2 separate regions of the Homo sapiens genome follow, and region 2 is linked to region 1. The links are chromatin loops, found by intact Hi-C in ENCODE. Cell type or tissue: prostate gland. All regions are shown on one strand.

Region 1 (8,000 bases):
TCTCCCTGGGGTCTGATTGCCAGGGAATTATGCAATGTCCAGTCTCAGGGTGAGTGGAGCCCTAGCATGATTTCCAAGAAGACCAAGGCCTTCATAGCTGGAAAAAACACACATAAATCTCCCCACATGTCACTCATAGGCCAGTGAGAACACGACTGAGAACTTCTCATCAGGGCCATTCATCTAAGGCACCAGCTGTGGGGATATGATGCCATCTCTCTTGATGAAGACAGGAGCTCAGAGGGCATAATCATCTTGACTTCTTCTTGTGGCATCATTCTAAGGACTTCAGGGGACCCTATGGGACCCTGCAGGACTCGTTCTGATTGTCTTCTCACAAAATAATGGACCCATGGAGAGAGTAAGCGTTTAGCTGGGAAAGTAGCTAAGTATGTGGCTCTAGGCAAAATGTTGCAGATGCCCATGGGGCCAGGCAAACCATGTACATGAGGGATAGCAATGGGGAATGGTGGGGACTGTGGCAAACTGAACACCGCCTGCCTCAACTAAAAGAGGCATGCACTACTGAGTACCAGCCTATTTGTTGTTGACACAGAGGAAGGAGGGCCCAGGGTAACCTGATTTGTGACTTTTCAGGAGGGACCAGAAGTCTGGACTTCTTAAAATATAAAATCTGATTTAAAAAATATTGGCCCTATTAAAATATGAAACCTTGAGTTGGTCAGACCCAATTTCTTGTGTGACTTGCACTCAGACTGTTCTAGAACTCAATGCAGTTTCTGCTCTGGACACCTGGACGAATCTGGGCAAGGTGATAGGGACAGGGAGCAGGGGCGAAGGATGCTAAGTGCTGACACGCACTCAGCCCATTCCCTGGTGCTTCCTCTTCTGCCTCACCCCTTCAACAACTTTCCCATAAAGGAAAAAAAATTATACCGGAAGAATGCTGTGGGGTTTCTGTTGTCAGAGTAGAGGGGTACGTTTAATGCTGTTGGAATTAAATCCATCCTACTCAGCTAGCAAAGGGCTAGGAGGCATCATGATGTAGGACCAGACACAGGATTAAAAAAAAGCTACTCATGCAACCAGAAAAAATGAACAAGCAACCCCACTAAAAAGTGGGCAAAGGATTGAAGAGACATTTTTCAAAAGAAGATCTATAAGTGGCCAACAAATATATGAAAAAAATGCTCATATCACTAATCACAGAAATGCAAATAAAAAACACAATGAGATACTATCTCACACCAGTCAGAATGTCTATTATTAAAAAGTCAAAAAAACCAAACAAACCAGATGTTGGTAAGAATATGGAGAATAGGGAACGTTTATACACTGTTGGTGGGAAGGTAAATTAGTTCAACTCTTATGGAAAATAGTAGGGAGATTTCTCAAAGAACTAACAGTAGAACTACCATGAGATCCAGCAGTCCCACTACTGGGTATCTACCTAAGGGAAAATAAATCATTATATCAAAAACGTACCTGCATTCGTATGTTTAACACAGCACAACTCACAATAGCAAAGTCATGGAATCAACCTGTGTTCATCAATGGAGGACTGGATTTAAAATGTGGTATATGTACATCATAGAATGCTATACAGCCATATGAAAGAATGAAATCATGTCTTTTGTAGCAACTTGAATGGAATAGAGGCCATTATCCTAAGTGTTCTCATTTATAAGTGGGAGCTAAACAATAGGTACACATGGACATATAGAGTAGAATAGTAGACACTGGAGACTCCAAAAGGTGGGAAGGTGGTGGGAGCGGTGAGGGATGAAATGCTACCTATTGGGTACAATGTGCACTATTTGGGTGACAGGTACCCTGAAAGCCCTGAGTTCACCACTATGCAATATATCCACCTAACACAAGTGCACTTGTATCACTTAAATCTATTTTTTAAAAATGAAAAACATAGAAAAAAGAAAAAGGCAAAAGCAATATGAGAAAAGTAGTTACTGCTTATTGAGTGCTTACTATATGCCAGGCATTATATATTAGGTCATTTAAGCCTGGCAATGACCATATGGTATAGATTTTTTTTTTCTTTTTTGAGACAGGGTCTGATATGGTTAGGCTTTGTGTCCCCACCCAAATCTCATCTTGAATTATAATCCCCATGTGTCAAGAGAGAGACCAGGTGAAGGTAATTGAATCATGGGGGCAGTTTCTCCCATGTGTTCTCATGACAGTGAGCTCTTATGAGATCTGATGGTTTTATAAGGGGCTCTTCTCCCTTTGCTGGGCACTTCTCCTTACTGCTGCCTTGTGAAGAAGGTGCCTTGCTTCCCCTTCACCTTCCACCGTGATTGTAAGTTTCTGAGGCCTCCCCAGCCATGCTGAACTGTGAGTCAATTAAACCTCTTCCCTTTATAAATTACCCAGTCTCAGGCAGTTCTTTATAAAGTATGAAAATGGACTAATACAGGGTCTCACTCTGTCACTCACGCTGGAGTGTAGTGGCTCAATCATGGCTCACTGCAGCCTCAACTTCCCAGGCTCAAGTGATTCTCTTGTCTCAGCCTCCCAAGTAGCTGGGACTACAGGTGCATGCTACCCGTATTTTTTTTTTTTTTATCGTAAAGACAGGGTTTCACCAGGTTGCCAAGGCAGTCTCGATCTTCTGAGCTCAAGCAATCCACCTGCCTCAGCCTCCCAAGGTGCCGGGATTACAGGTATGAGCCATGGTGTGGACGTGGCATATATTTTATTCTTCTTTTTTTTTTTTTTTTTTTGAGATGGAGTCTCACTCTGTCACCCAGGCTGGAGTGCAGTGGCACAATCTTGGCTCACTACAAGCTCTGCCTCCTGGGTTCACGCCATTCTCCTGCCTCAGCCTCTTGAGTAGCTGGGACTACAGGTGCCCACCACCATGTCCAGCTAATTTTTTATATTTTTAGTAGAGATAGGGTTTCACCATGTTAGCCAGTATGGTCTCGATCTCCTGACCTCGTGACTGGCCCACCTCGGCCTCCCAAAGTGCTGGGATTACAAGCATGAGGTACCACGCCCAGCCTTATTATTCTTTTTTTTTAAAAAATGGGTAGAGAAATTAAAGCTCAAAGAAGTTAAATAACTTGTTCAAGGACACACAGTAAGTGGCAGATATGCAGGCACACACAAACCACATACGCTCTACATACAGACACATAAAACTTTCAAAAGCTGTTCTATTTTGGTTTCCAGGCCCCCTATAAAAAAGCTATTTTCATGTCTTGCACAGTTTTTCATTAGTGATTACCATCTTGGATGAGCTCACCTTTCCCATGAACTGCAGTTTACTGGCTTGGCAAAGGTATCTGCCAGTTTGGTTGTGGCTTTATTCCTGTCTCAGCTCCCAGACAAGAAGTGCTCAGACTGGGAAACAACCCAGCCCGTCTTTGTGGCAGCCAGAAAGCTGGCAGCAAGTGAGGAGTGAACAGGGAACAAAAGTACAAAAGTCTTGTCTTGTCTTTTCTCTCTTTCTTTCTTTCCTTTCCTTTCTTTTCTTCTCTTTTCCTTTCTTTCTTTCCTTTTCTTTCTTTTTCTTTCTTTGTCTTTCTTTCTTTCTTCTTTCTCTTTCTTTCCTCTTTCTTTCTTTCTTTCTCTCTCTCTCTCTTTCTTTCTTTCCTTATTTCTTCCTTTCTTTCTTTTCTTTCTTGGGTCTTGCTGTGTCACCCAGGCTGGATTGCAGTGGCGCGATCTCAGGTCACTGCAGCCTCAACCTCCCTGGCTCAAGCAATCCTCCCACCTCACCCTTCCATGTAGCCAAGACCACAGCTGTGCACCATCATGCCCAGCTAGTTTTTATTTATTTTTTTGTAGAGATGGGGGTCTCATTATATTGCCCAGCATGGTGTTGAACTCATGGGCTCAAGCGATTCTCCCATTTGAGCCTCCCAAAGTGCTGGGATTACAGGCATGAGCCACCGCACCCGGATAAGTCATCTCTTCATTTCTGCCCTTTTTTTTTGGGCCTAGGCCAGGCCTTCTGCTCTTATTCCTTTCCCTTCCCCCACTGATAAAATGGGATAGGCCTGCTCTGTCGCTTCCTCAGCCTCAGCTGCAAGCCTCTGTGTATGATCTGGAGCTCAAGAGAGAATGTCTGTCATATTTTTGCAAAGGAGGTACTTTTTTTTTAAAGCAAAACCAATTTATCTTAGAAAGCATGTATTTGCTGGGAACAGAAGTTGCCCAGAGTTAGCTTAGGTAAGGAAGAGTATTCTAAGGTTATGGACCTGCTGGAATCTAAATAAAATCTGGCCATTTAAGCCACAGGAACGATGGGGATCAGGCTACTCCTAGGACAGCAGTAGCAGCAGGGTTCCTGACCTTGGCATTGGAGCTTTGCCATTAACTCCACAGCTAAACTCTACATGTTAATGTTTTATCGGCTCTGCTCCCATCTCAAAGATTCCATCTCAAATTCCTGGGAGAGGCACATCAAAGGCCATCACATTGGGCCCGATGGCCATCACTGATTGATTGAATTAGCTGTGGACAGGGGCCCCCAAAATGTATGGTGCTCCTTATCATTTTACTGCAATGTTATTCCTACAGCTAAGAGTAGATCAGAATGCCCAGAATGAGTGAAGGCACCCAGAAACATCAGGCATTTTTTTTTTCCTGATAAAACTTGAATATCTTTGGAGTTTCTTTTTCTAGTGGTTGGACCCAAATGTCTCTGCTCTAAATTTTTTAAAACTTTAAATTTTTTAAATTTAATTTTTTATCACAATATATACTTGCTTGTGCTGATGGCAAATGATACCCTCTCCTTGGGACAAAATAACAACAGAAAAGAACCTGGGAAGAAATCAGAGGGGAGAGCGTCAGGTTTCTAACCCGTTAAGGGGAGAAGACATCAGGGTCTAAATCTTAACTCAGACACTGGACTGTCCTAATTCATTTTGGCAAAAATGATGACAGAGATATAGAATGCAAGACATCTTTGTAGCAAACCTCTGAATCTGGAATAGTAACACCCTGAAATGAAGTAGGTGAGAGCGCCCAGGACAGTGACTGGCACATAATAGAAGCTCAGTTAGTGATAATATTGATTGTGATGTTAACTCCTGAAGGCAGGGATCACCATATACCTAGGCCTAAGTGCAAAATAAGGTTGTTAACTGAATAGCTGATGTTGCACCATGGCCCAGTGAGAGCAGAAAATGCATCGCATAGGAGGGACTTGGTGAAAAAAAGAGAGACAGCCTGGATGGAAAGAAAAAGAGCTGGAGAGAAATGAACTTGGCACCTTTTAGAAGACACTAGAGATGCCATTGCAGACTAATTACTATTATTACACTGGGGGTGATGTGTGGGCACCTGTTTTTTTTTTTAACTTAGTGTTTTACTGAGGTAAAATACACATACATGCCATCTTTACTATTTTTAAGTGTACAGTTAATGGTAATATGTACATTTATATTCTATTTTTTCCCTTCATCCCTCCTCCCCTCTACCCTTCCCGGCCTGTAGTACCCACCAATCTACACACTATCTTCAAGAGATCCACTTTTTATTTTATTTTAATTAATTAATTAATTTATTTATTTATTTAGATAAAGTCTTTCTCTGTCACCCAGGCTGGAGTGCAGCGGTGCAACCTCGGCTCACTGCAGCCTCTGCCTCCTGGGTTCAAGTGATTCTCCTGCCTCAGCCTCCTGAGCAGCTGGGACTACAGGTACCCACCACCATGCCCAGCTAATTTTTGTATTTTTAGTAGAGATGGGGTTTCACCATGTTGGCCAGTATGGTTTTGAACTCCTGACCTCAGGTGATCTGCCAGCTTCAGCCTCCCAAAGTGCTGGGATTACAGGGGTGAGCCACCATGCCCAGCAAGAGATCCCCTTTTTAAACTCCCACATATGAGTTAGAACGTGCAATATTTGTCTCTCTGTGCTTAGTTTATTTCACTTAACATAATGACCTTCAGTTCTATCCATGTTACTGCAAATGACAGGATTTCATTCTTTTTTATGGCTGAATAATATTCCATTCTGTATATATACCTCTTTTTTTAATCCATTCATCCATTGATAGGCACTTAGGTTGAATCCATATTTTGGCTATTGTGACTAGAACTGCAATAAACATGGGAGTGCAGATATCTCTTTGATATGCTAATTTCCTGTCTTTTGGATACACAGCCAGTAGTGGAATTGCTGGATCATATAGTAATTCTATTTTTAGCTTTTTGAGGAAATGCCATACTGTTCTCCACAGTGATTGTACTAATTTACATTTCCACCAACAGTGTATGGGTTCCCCTCTTTCCACAACTTTGCCAGCATCTGTTATTGCCTCTTTTTGATATAAGCCATTTTAACTAGGGTGAGATGATATCTCATTGTGGTTTTGATTTGCATTTCCATGATGATTAGTGATGTTGAGCATTTTTTCATATGCTTTTTGGCCATTTGTGTATCTTCTTTGGAGAAATGTCTGTTCAGATCTTTTGCCCATTTTTTAATCAGATTATTTGGTTGTTTGCTATTGAATTCTTTGAGCTCCTTATAAATTTTGGATACAGCCATGGATAAGAACCACTGGTTTTAAAAATCATTCTGAATCTGCTCTAATTATGTCCATGAACTTCTAGGGGTTTGTGATTTTCCTGAACCTGGAGGTATTATGAGGAGACCACTTAAATATGGATTTACAAGTTGGCACCATGTAATTGGTCCATCATAATGATCAATGATCAGAAATGTTTTGGGGTGTTTGTGGAGTCCTGATAAGATAAGTAAGCAACAATGAGGAAGGGGACCCAGGTAGGGGGCGGTGGGGAACAATTATTCTGAGAGATGGCTGACCACAAACAACCCACTGGCACAACTTTCTTTTCCCAAATACCTCCCTCCATATGTGGCCCCAGCAGCATGACCTTCTCTGCACATAGCCCCTCCAGTGTGACCCTATTAAACTTCCCTGAAGCTCTTGCCTCTTTGCCAACAGCCCCTTCTCTGCTGCGCTGCCCATTGCTTCCTTGCAATGTACTTTCCCTCTAATAAACTTTTTTTCTTTAACTCACTACTATTTTGGTAAATTCTGTTACCACCCTTGACGCCAGCCCCAGTCAGTTGGCACCCAGAACAGTTTCTAGCTTCTGAGGGAGATGGGAGAAAGAGTGATGAATGATAGAAGGGCATCACTTATTGAACATGTGCCATGGCCCCAGCTGTGCCCAGGATCCAGTGTCTGTGACTGGTCAGTCCTTGCAACAAGCCTTGAAGTGAGTCCTATTATACAGATGAAAATTATTTATAGATGAGGAAATGGACGCTAATGTGGCTAAGTATGACTTGCAACATTGGCTTAGATCACCCCACCAATGTGGCTCATGTGAGAAGAGAGAGGTGGGGGGCTGTCTTGGGAGTCATTTTAAATGCAAAATAAATGATGATGGTGAGTTTGAAAAACCTCAATGTGTCTCTAAGTCCAGAGCTTAAGAAAAGCCCCAAAAAGTGCAAAATAGCCTTTTTACTGTAAGCCAAAAAGTATCTGAGACAGGTCTAAATCAATTGAGAAATTTATTTTGCCAACATTTAGGATCATGACCCATGACACAGCCTCAGGAGGTCCTGAGAACATATGCCCAAGGTGGTTGGGTTACAGGTTGATTTTATAAGTTTTAGGGAGACATAAGACATCAACCAATATATGTGAAGTATACATTGGTTTGGTCCCAAAAGATGAGCTATCTTGAAGGGGGATTGGGGGGAAGTTGAGGGTTGGTGCAGCTTCCTGGTCATAGGTGGATTAAAAGATTTTCTGACTGGCAATTTGTTAAAAGAGTTAGTTTATTATCTAAAGACCTAAAATCAATAGAAAGCAATGTCTGGGTTAAGATAAGGAGTTGTGGAGACCAAGGTTCTTATTACATAGATGAAGTCTCATAGGTGACTGTCACTTTACAGGCAATAGATAGCAAATGTTTCCTATTCAGATCTTTAAAAGGTGCTGGACTCTCAGCTAATCTCTTCAGGATCAGAAAAAGACCTGGAAAGGAAAGGGGATTCTCTACACAATGTAAGTTTCCTCCCCCA
Region 2 (8,000 bases), 87 kb after region 1:
CTCCACTTAATGGTTACATAAATGGAACCCCTGTCCTGGCTGGCCCACATCATTGTGGCCTCTTCCCATCCACTCTCCAAGCAGCAGAGTCATCTTTTCTAAAAACAGTTCTGATTAGGTTACCTCCAATCCCCACTTCTGCACCTTTCCACCAATAAAAACCTAACATTATTCCCTTAGGAGAGAATCCCCAACTACTTTTACAAGACTTGTGAGGGCCTTCGGGGTCCAGGGTCTCACCAGCTTTCCTTGCCTCACTGGCGGCCCCTGCATAGTGCCCCAAGCTCCGGTGTAGATGGTTCCCCCTGCCTGGAACACTGTCTCAACCCCTCTCACCACATTCTCTCCATTTCATCCTTTAGACCTTTGTTCAAATGTCCTTTGCCTGGGGTTCTGCTGAGAGCCTGGCCAGGCCCCATGTCCGTGTCATGGGCACCTCTCACTGGGCCCCAGCTCTGTGTCATGGACACTTCTTACCTGGCTCCATCTGCCTGTCATGGGTGCTTCTAACCGGGTACATCTCCCTTTTCGCATTTGCCTCAGAAGCAGTTTCACAGTTGTCTGTGAGATGAGTGGATTCCTTTGTGTTTCCATAAATTCTAAATTTGATGTGGTAGAGACCGTGTCTGTTTTGTGCCTGGCACACAGCAGATATTCGGTAGGTGCTTTATTGAGCAAATAAACAAACACCCATCTTTTCCATCTCCACGTTAGTTCTTCCAAAGTAGAGACCACCTCCTGTTCATCTTTGTCTTCCTGTCTTAGAGATTTCTTCACTAAATCCCATTCTTTGATAGAAGAAGGAAGTGGAAGAATTACCAGGACTTACACATAGGAGGCTTTCACTCACTGAACCGTTTAATCACAAGGGCGGTGCCAAGACTTCTGCTCCCCACTCTGGGGCCTCAGGGCCACTCAGCCATGTGCAGACAGTGCTTCAGCAACGCCTGTTTTCTTCACTCTTTAGGGAGTTTATGATTGTTTAAGATTGAGTGCTTACAGTGAGTAAAAGCGATCTGGACAAAAAATCTTCCCATAAAAGAACAGAATGTATGCTGGATTTCTTTCTCTCTTGTTTTATGGGTTAGATTTCTTTTCTTTTTTTATTTTAAAACAGAGTCTCTGTCTCCCAGGCTGGAGTGCAGTGGCACCATCACAACTCACTGTGGCTTTGACCTCCTGGGCTCAAATGATCCTCCCACCTCAGTCTACTGAGTAGTCGGTGTGCACCACCATGCCTGACTAATTTTTGTATTTTTTGAAGAGACAGAGTCTTGACATGTTGCCCAGGCTGGTCTTGAACTCCTGGTTTCAAGCAATCTGCCCTCCTTGGCCTCCCAAAGTGCTGGGATTACAGGTGTGAGCCACCGCGCCCTGCCTGGGTTAGCTTTCTAATGGAGGGTTGCTTATTTGCGATTTGGGAGCTTTGCTACAAATGTTTATTGAGTGTCCTCTATGTGGCAGGCACTTATGAAGGACAGAGGGGGAAGTAGGTGAGGATAGGGAGTTGAGGGCGAGACAAAGGGAAGTGATGCTTTTTGAAAGTCCAGGCTATTGTGCAGTAGATCCCAGTGATGAGCTCTCAGAAAATCAGTGTCAGTGACTGTAACTTACTTTTCGCTATGGTCAAAAGTTTGTCTGAAGGCCTTGCCCTGTGTGGGACACTCAGGCTCAGAACACTTGCTTGGATCTGGCTGATGCAATCCCAAGAAACTCCAGTCAGCGTTCTCTCCCTTTGAGCCAGTGCCTTCACTTCCCCGAGCCTGTCTCCCTCATGTTTCCATCAGACACAAAGGACCGGTCTGTCGATACTCCTGTCTGTCAGTGACAAGCAATTGGTACCCGAGCCTGGGGTGGGACTTCTGATCTCAGCTTGGGGCTTGTTGATGAAGTGAGGACTGCTGTTCTCTCGGAGCACCACCAGGACGCCTCTCAGATCACTGTTTGAGCCCAGTAAAGGGACGAATCGTGCTCATGTTTATTCTGCAATTTCAAAGGCTGCCATCTAATGTTTAAGAGTGCAGAGACTTTAAATGAACAAACGGTTTGGTGGAAAATAAGAGATGCACATTGCCATGATTTGCTACCTGGTAGATGGACTTTATTTTATGTGGTTAAGGTGCAGAGCTTAGAAGGCTCTTCAAGTACAGGTAAGATTTGGAAAGTCACCACTAGGCTCTAAATTTGGGGAGCAGTGCCTTATGCTAATGATGTTTTTTGTAAAAAGATGGTCTCCTCTTCATCACCAGATTGTCCCTTAAATTAGCTAAAGCCCCGAGGCCTTAAATTAAAAGCAAGAAATTACAATGTAGCAGATTGAATTTAGGTTTATGTGCCGCGTGTGAAATATATGAGTGGCTTTTGAAAGCATAATTGTAAATGAACAGTGGGTTCCTTATGCACAGGCAGCATCCCCTGAATGTCTGGCTATTTGCATTGAAAGCCCACTTTCCACCCAGTTAGTGCCCCCACACCCACCCTCCCTTCCCCATCGCCATGACGCAAGCCAGACTGCACTGTCACGACCACACTGAAGCCTATGCTGACGCCATCATATCTGCTGGAACCTGCTCCCAAATTGCTCTCTCTGTTTAACCTGGTCAAGGCAGATCCAGCTTTTTGGGGTCCCCTCCCCTTCTTGGCCATTAACAAGCAAGATATCCAAGAAGGAGTGAACACCGAACTCTTTATCACTCCTGGGCTTGAGAATCTTCCTTTTTTTCTTTGCTTGGGCCTGAGGGTGCCTAGGAGGCAACATAAAATCTTGCTTTTGTTTCATTTATAATTGGTGAGTCTGTGCTCTCTGGGCAAAGGCCAGCGCATTCTTGGAAGGGGTTTTTAACGCTGGATGCACATTAGAATAAGCTAAGGAGATTTCAAAAATGCCGATGCCCGGGTCCTGAGCCATAGAGATTTCAATTTAATAGGTCTGGGATGGGGCCTGACTGTTGAGGTGTGTGTGTGTGTGTGTGTGTGTATGTGTGTGTGTGTGTGTTTATGTGTGTACAAGCTTTCCAGCCCATTGTAATGGTCGGCCAGAGTTAAGAACTACTTATTTGGAAGAAAAAGTTGTCCATTTTCACTGTTACTGTTAGGCAGATTTTCTTTAATCAGATTAAAACCATGTGATAGCAGACAATGCAAAATTAGCTGTGCAGAGAGAGGGATTTAAAGGATCCAGGCATTTATGACAAAATCAGCCATGATCCTTTTTTTACTGTACTCAAAATAAGACATGTAGAAAAAGCTGAGCCTTACAGGAGACAGATACAGTGTCCTTGGGCTTGGGTAGGGCTAGAAAGTAAGCAGCTTCAGGGCCAGGTGCAGTAGCTCACGCCTGTAATCCCAGAACTTTGGGAGGCCAAGGCAGGCAGATCACTTCAGGTCAGGAGTTCGAGGCCCGCCTGGCCAACATGGTGAAACCCCATCTCTATTAAAAATACAAAAATTAGCCAGGTGCGGTGGCAAGCGCCTGTAATCCCAGCTTCTTGGGAGGTTAAGGCAGGAGAATTGCTTGAACCCTGGAGCCGGAAGTTGCAGTGAGCTGAGATCATGCCACTGCACTCCAGACTGGGTGACAGAGACTCCAAAAATAAAAAAAGAAAAAGAGAAAAAGAAATAGAAAGCAAGCAAGCAGCTTCAGAGTGGGAGGCTGTAGACGTCGCCAACCTTTCCTTGAAATCAGGTTTATGCACTCATTTATTAACTCATTCATTCATACATTGCCTCTTTATTAAGTACCTCTTTGGTACAAACACTTCGGTAGGCTTGGGTGCAAAGGTGAATGTCTTCCAGATAGGAATTCTAAAAGAGTTGGAAACTCAGGAGATTAGGGTTAATTTTCGTAATCACAGATACTTGACTTTTCACCCGGCCTCCCATTCCTTTGTCAATGCCAGAAGCCAGTGTCTGCTCTCGAGCTTCCCGGCGCGGTGTGAGGGGGGAGGAGATGGCAGCACCCCCACTTTCTGCCTCACCACTTGCCGAGTCTTGCCGCTGACATTTTCTCTGGTACATTTTCGTATGACGCCGAGCAGCATATGGCACCTCTTTGTCAGACACATTATCTCAAGCACGTCCTCACTCCCATCCTGCCTGACTCATTTGGGGATTACAGAAAGTTCGTAGGAACAGACAGGGGTGCAGAGGCAGGAGAAACATTGTAGAATTTGTGAAGATTGAGTACTGGAATACACTTTTTTTTTTTTTAAAGCAACAGAAAAAGTACAGATCTCATGGTATAGCTTCACAATACCCTTCCTCGGATGGCTGGGAAGGAATCATTATACTCATTTTAACAATCAGGAATCTGAGACTTAGAGAAGTTGACTGTCAAGCATTTCTACCTGGATGCCTCTTCCTGGGGGTGGAGGATGTACATCTCTAAGATTGGCACCTGGAAAGACTTCTTATTCCAGTTTCAGGCTCCGCTCTGCAGAGACGCCAGAGCAGCCTACAGTCCCGTCTCCGCCGGCTAACCAGACATGACCACAAGGGGGCACCAAAGAGTTTTCATTACTTCCGCAGGTCTTGCTTTGCCTGCTTTTTCTGCGGTGTGGTGGCACATAGGTGCACAATGAAAAGAAAACAGTGTGAACTTAGAAGAACGGACGATGTTGGAAGACAAAGCTTAAGCCCCAGGTAGAAAACTGTGACTAGCAGTGGTGGCGATGACCCTAATTTTTCCATTGATCAGGGGGGTGGGGAAGTGTCGCAAGGTGGGGTAAACTTCAGATCCCTATCAGGACCCTGAGGTGCCATATGAATGTTTTCATTTTTCTTCGAGAAAGCAAAGGAAGATGGAGACTAATGCATATTAAGCAGGCATTTGTTTAATCAGTCCTTCACGGAGTGTGTGGCAGGACGTCAAGTATGGAAGGTAGGCTGAGGCTTAGTAGGACCTCGGTAGGACTGTGGAGGTCACGGAAGGGGGTCTGGGTTTTATTCCAAGTACCATGAGGAGTCCAAGCCCGCGGGTAGTGTGACCTGTCTTACCTTGGGATGCTCTGTGAGGAACAGGCCATGGAGCACAGGTGTGGGTGCAGTAGAGGGAGGGGCCATTGCAAAGTCCAGAGAGCCTAGAGTGGCCTTGGTGGAGATGGAACGAAGCAAATGGACTTAGGACATCACTGGAGTTGGGACTGGCAGGGCTACTAGTGGACTGATACCGGCAATGTGAGTGAGAAAGGGGGGAATCAAGAGACCCTCAGGTTTGGGGTGTGGATGGTGGTGAGACTGAATGAGAGGAGAAGGGTTGTGGGAGGACCAGGCTCAGAAGGGAACTGGCATCTCTTTCGGCCATGGCAAGTGTGTGATGCTGCAGGCTCCCACCTGGGGAGGCCTGGCGGGCAGCTGGATTTACAAGTCAGAGCTCAGGGGAGAGGCCAGGGCTACAGGTAGGAATTTGGCACTTTCATTTTTTTTTTTCATTTAATACTCACATCAGCCCTATGTTTCAGATATTGTTGCTCCCATTTCATAGACAGGGAAGCTGAGACTTAGGAAAGAGGAGGTAACGTGGCTCCAAAGTAGTAGAGCTGAAATTTAAACTGGGTCTGTGTGATTCAGTCGCTGTTTCCAAGGTGTCTCCCACATTCTTAACTGATTACCATTAGGGAAAAATCTACGTCTTATCCTGCCTCATACAGGCATTCATTAAGTATTGGTCATCCCTGGTTACACCACTATACTTTAGCCTTCCTTCCCTCAAGAAAAAAAAAGCATTAGTCAACCCAAATGTCTAGTTCTTTAAAAAAAATCATTTTAACCCAACAGATCTTGTTTTTTTTCCCAACTAAATAATAGATTATCTGAGGGAAGAAAAAAAATCATGCCTTCATATGTGCAGATCCCAGGCAGCATATGGTAGAGCACCTCACACCCAGGCAGGGAGGCCAGTGAGGTCACCCACTGAGTGCCAGCCACCGTCATAGCGGCTGCCAGGAGTGCAGTGCAGGAAAGAATACTGAGCTAGGAGAATGTGCTGAGATCCATGAGTGATGTCTGTTTCAGGCACTGGAGGGGTGAGAGGCAGCCTTTGAATCCTATATTTGCCATTCCTGAGACAGATCCTTCAGTCAAAGGAGAAATCAGGGCTCCAATAAGAACCTGATCAATAAGACCCTCCCCATTCACAACTCACCAGCCAATGGAGACTCCACAGCAAGGGCTTGAGGTCTTCCTTTCATAATTACTCAGAACCCAATGAAACCAGGGGAGTGCAGAGGCTCAATTAGCGGGAGTTATGGGTGAGTCAGCCTCCCCTGCACCTGCTGTGAGGATGGGCCTTCAGGGCAGACCCGTCTTGAGCGATTGTAGGTGCTGGCTACAAACCACTCTCCAGGAGTTGCTGAGGCAGCTGCAGGAACAGAGAGCAGCTCCCCAGAAGGGGAGACCCGAGAGGGAGGCAGAGGGCTATGAGTGAGCTGGTCCATGGCTGGCTGGAAGTGGAAGGCATGAGGGAGACTGGTAGGGCATGCTCAGATCACCCTGGGTTTTGTTCCTAAGCTGTTCTGGAGGAGAGCTGATATGATGAGAGGCTGAAGGAAAACTGCTCACTGTGCTCACTGCTTGTCTCCTGGAATCTGGAACTGACCCCTCAGGGGAGGGTGACTGGAGGGCCTCCTCCAGCCTGCTGAGAACACAGACAGGTACTCCTTGGTGCCACCTGGGTGATGGGTTAATGGGCACACTCTCAACAAGGGTAGGAGCTGTTTTGGACACCTGAACATCAGATGGGGCTGTCATCAGTTTGGAGAAAGCAGGTGATATGGTTTGGCTGTGTCCTCACCCAAATCTCATCTTGAATTGTAGCTCCCATAATTCCCTTGTGTTGTGGGAGGGACCCGGTGAGAGATAATTGCATCATGGGGGCAGTTTCCCCCATACTGTTCTCGTGGTAGTGAATAAATCTCACGAGATCTGATGGTTTTATAAGGGGAAACCCCTTTCACTTGGTTCTCATTCTCTGCTTGCCTGCCACCATGTAAAACATTCCTTTCCCTTTCTGCCGTGATTGTCAGGCCTCCCTAGCCATGTGGAACTGTGAGTCCATTAAACCTGTTTTTCTTTATAAATACCCAGTCTCAGGTATGTCTTTATCAGCAGCATGAAAATGGACTAATACAGCAGGGGTGCAGGACTGGCCCCTGGGATTCCAGAGATGGTTGCCATGCCTCCCAGTCAGAGGATTCTGGGTAATGGGGATGCAGGCATGGAGCTGGAGGTATCAACAAAGGCAGAAAAGCCCTAGTTAGAGGGCACAGAGGCCAGAAACTCCTTAGACACTTAATCTCATTATGGGCTAACAATTAGGAGGAGAGGGGGTTTTTTGGGAAGAGGGCCCTGGCTGGAGGGAGAAGAGGATGATCAGAGAGAGGTCTATAGGAGATAGGTGTCCATTCATCAGGAAGTCACCCAGGGAAGGAAACTTTAGACAGACAGAATCTGGGAGAAGTTTCCTAGGCTCTTTCTGTTTGCAATGTTGGGCTGGTGATTTTCCTTTGCCTTGTGTTAACTTTGCTGATGGGGCTGTTAAAAAAAACCCCAGCAAGAAACCACCTTGTTTATCCTGAGAACACTCAGTAGGACACAAGCAAGGAGCAAAGCTGTGGGAAGTGGGAATTGGAGTCCAGGGTACAATCTGAATGCAAGGGAGAGGACCTGTAGTGGGGTTCCAGAGTGGAGAGTAGAGCCATGGGCAGCTTCTAGAAAGGTGAGAAGGTTGGTGTGTCCTCTGCAAATACCTAGGAGGGCTGTCTTCTCTTTCCATTTATGGTCACCTTGATACAAGCTGGTTTGCGCCCACCTCAGTGGGTCAGTGATGGAGACTGAAGAGGGAGCAGAGACACTCTGCATCTGAAAGATGACTTGGGGATGTCAAAGAGCCATCTTGCAGCCACATCTAGATGTCTACTGCTCTCAAAAGAATGGGAGCAGCAAACATCACAGCAAATGGCATTTTTTCAAGAGAAAGTCATCTCCATTACTGCTAACTGGGG

What was found. Hi-C counts contacts between places; a loop is a spot of excess contacts. Peaks named below come from ENCODE experiments on the same cell type or tissue, not always from the same donor. Only the 100,000 strongest peaks of a DNase experiment are listed, where the experiment ranks them.
Region 2: a loop joins it to region 1, with 4 times the contacts of the local background. A loop is called at or near these places in 1 of 110 quality-filtered maps.

What each region holds. Positions count from the first base shown.
Region 1 is chr10:104,489,231-104,497,230 of GRCh38, forward strand. No RefSeq gene overlaps it. Among named protein-coding and RNA genes, the nearest start is that of LINC02620, 13 kb to the left of the region's middle. In prostate gland, no CTCF peak of the experiment used is centred here; a DNase peak (open chromatin) is centred at 3,311.
Region 2 is chr10:104,576,486-104,584,485 of GRCh38, forward strand. All of the region lies in intron 1 of LOC105378464 (a long non-coding RNA gene), which reads left to right. Among named protein-coding and RNA genes, the nearest start is that of SORCS3, 61 kb to the right of the region's middle. In prostate gland, a CTCF peak has its summit at 4,465 (motif pointing right); a DNase peak (open chromatin) is centred at 4,496.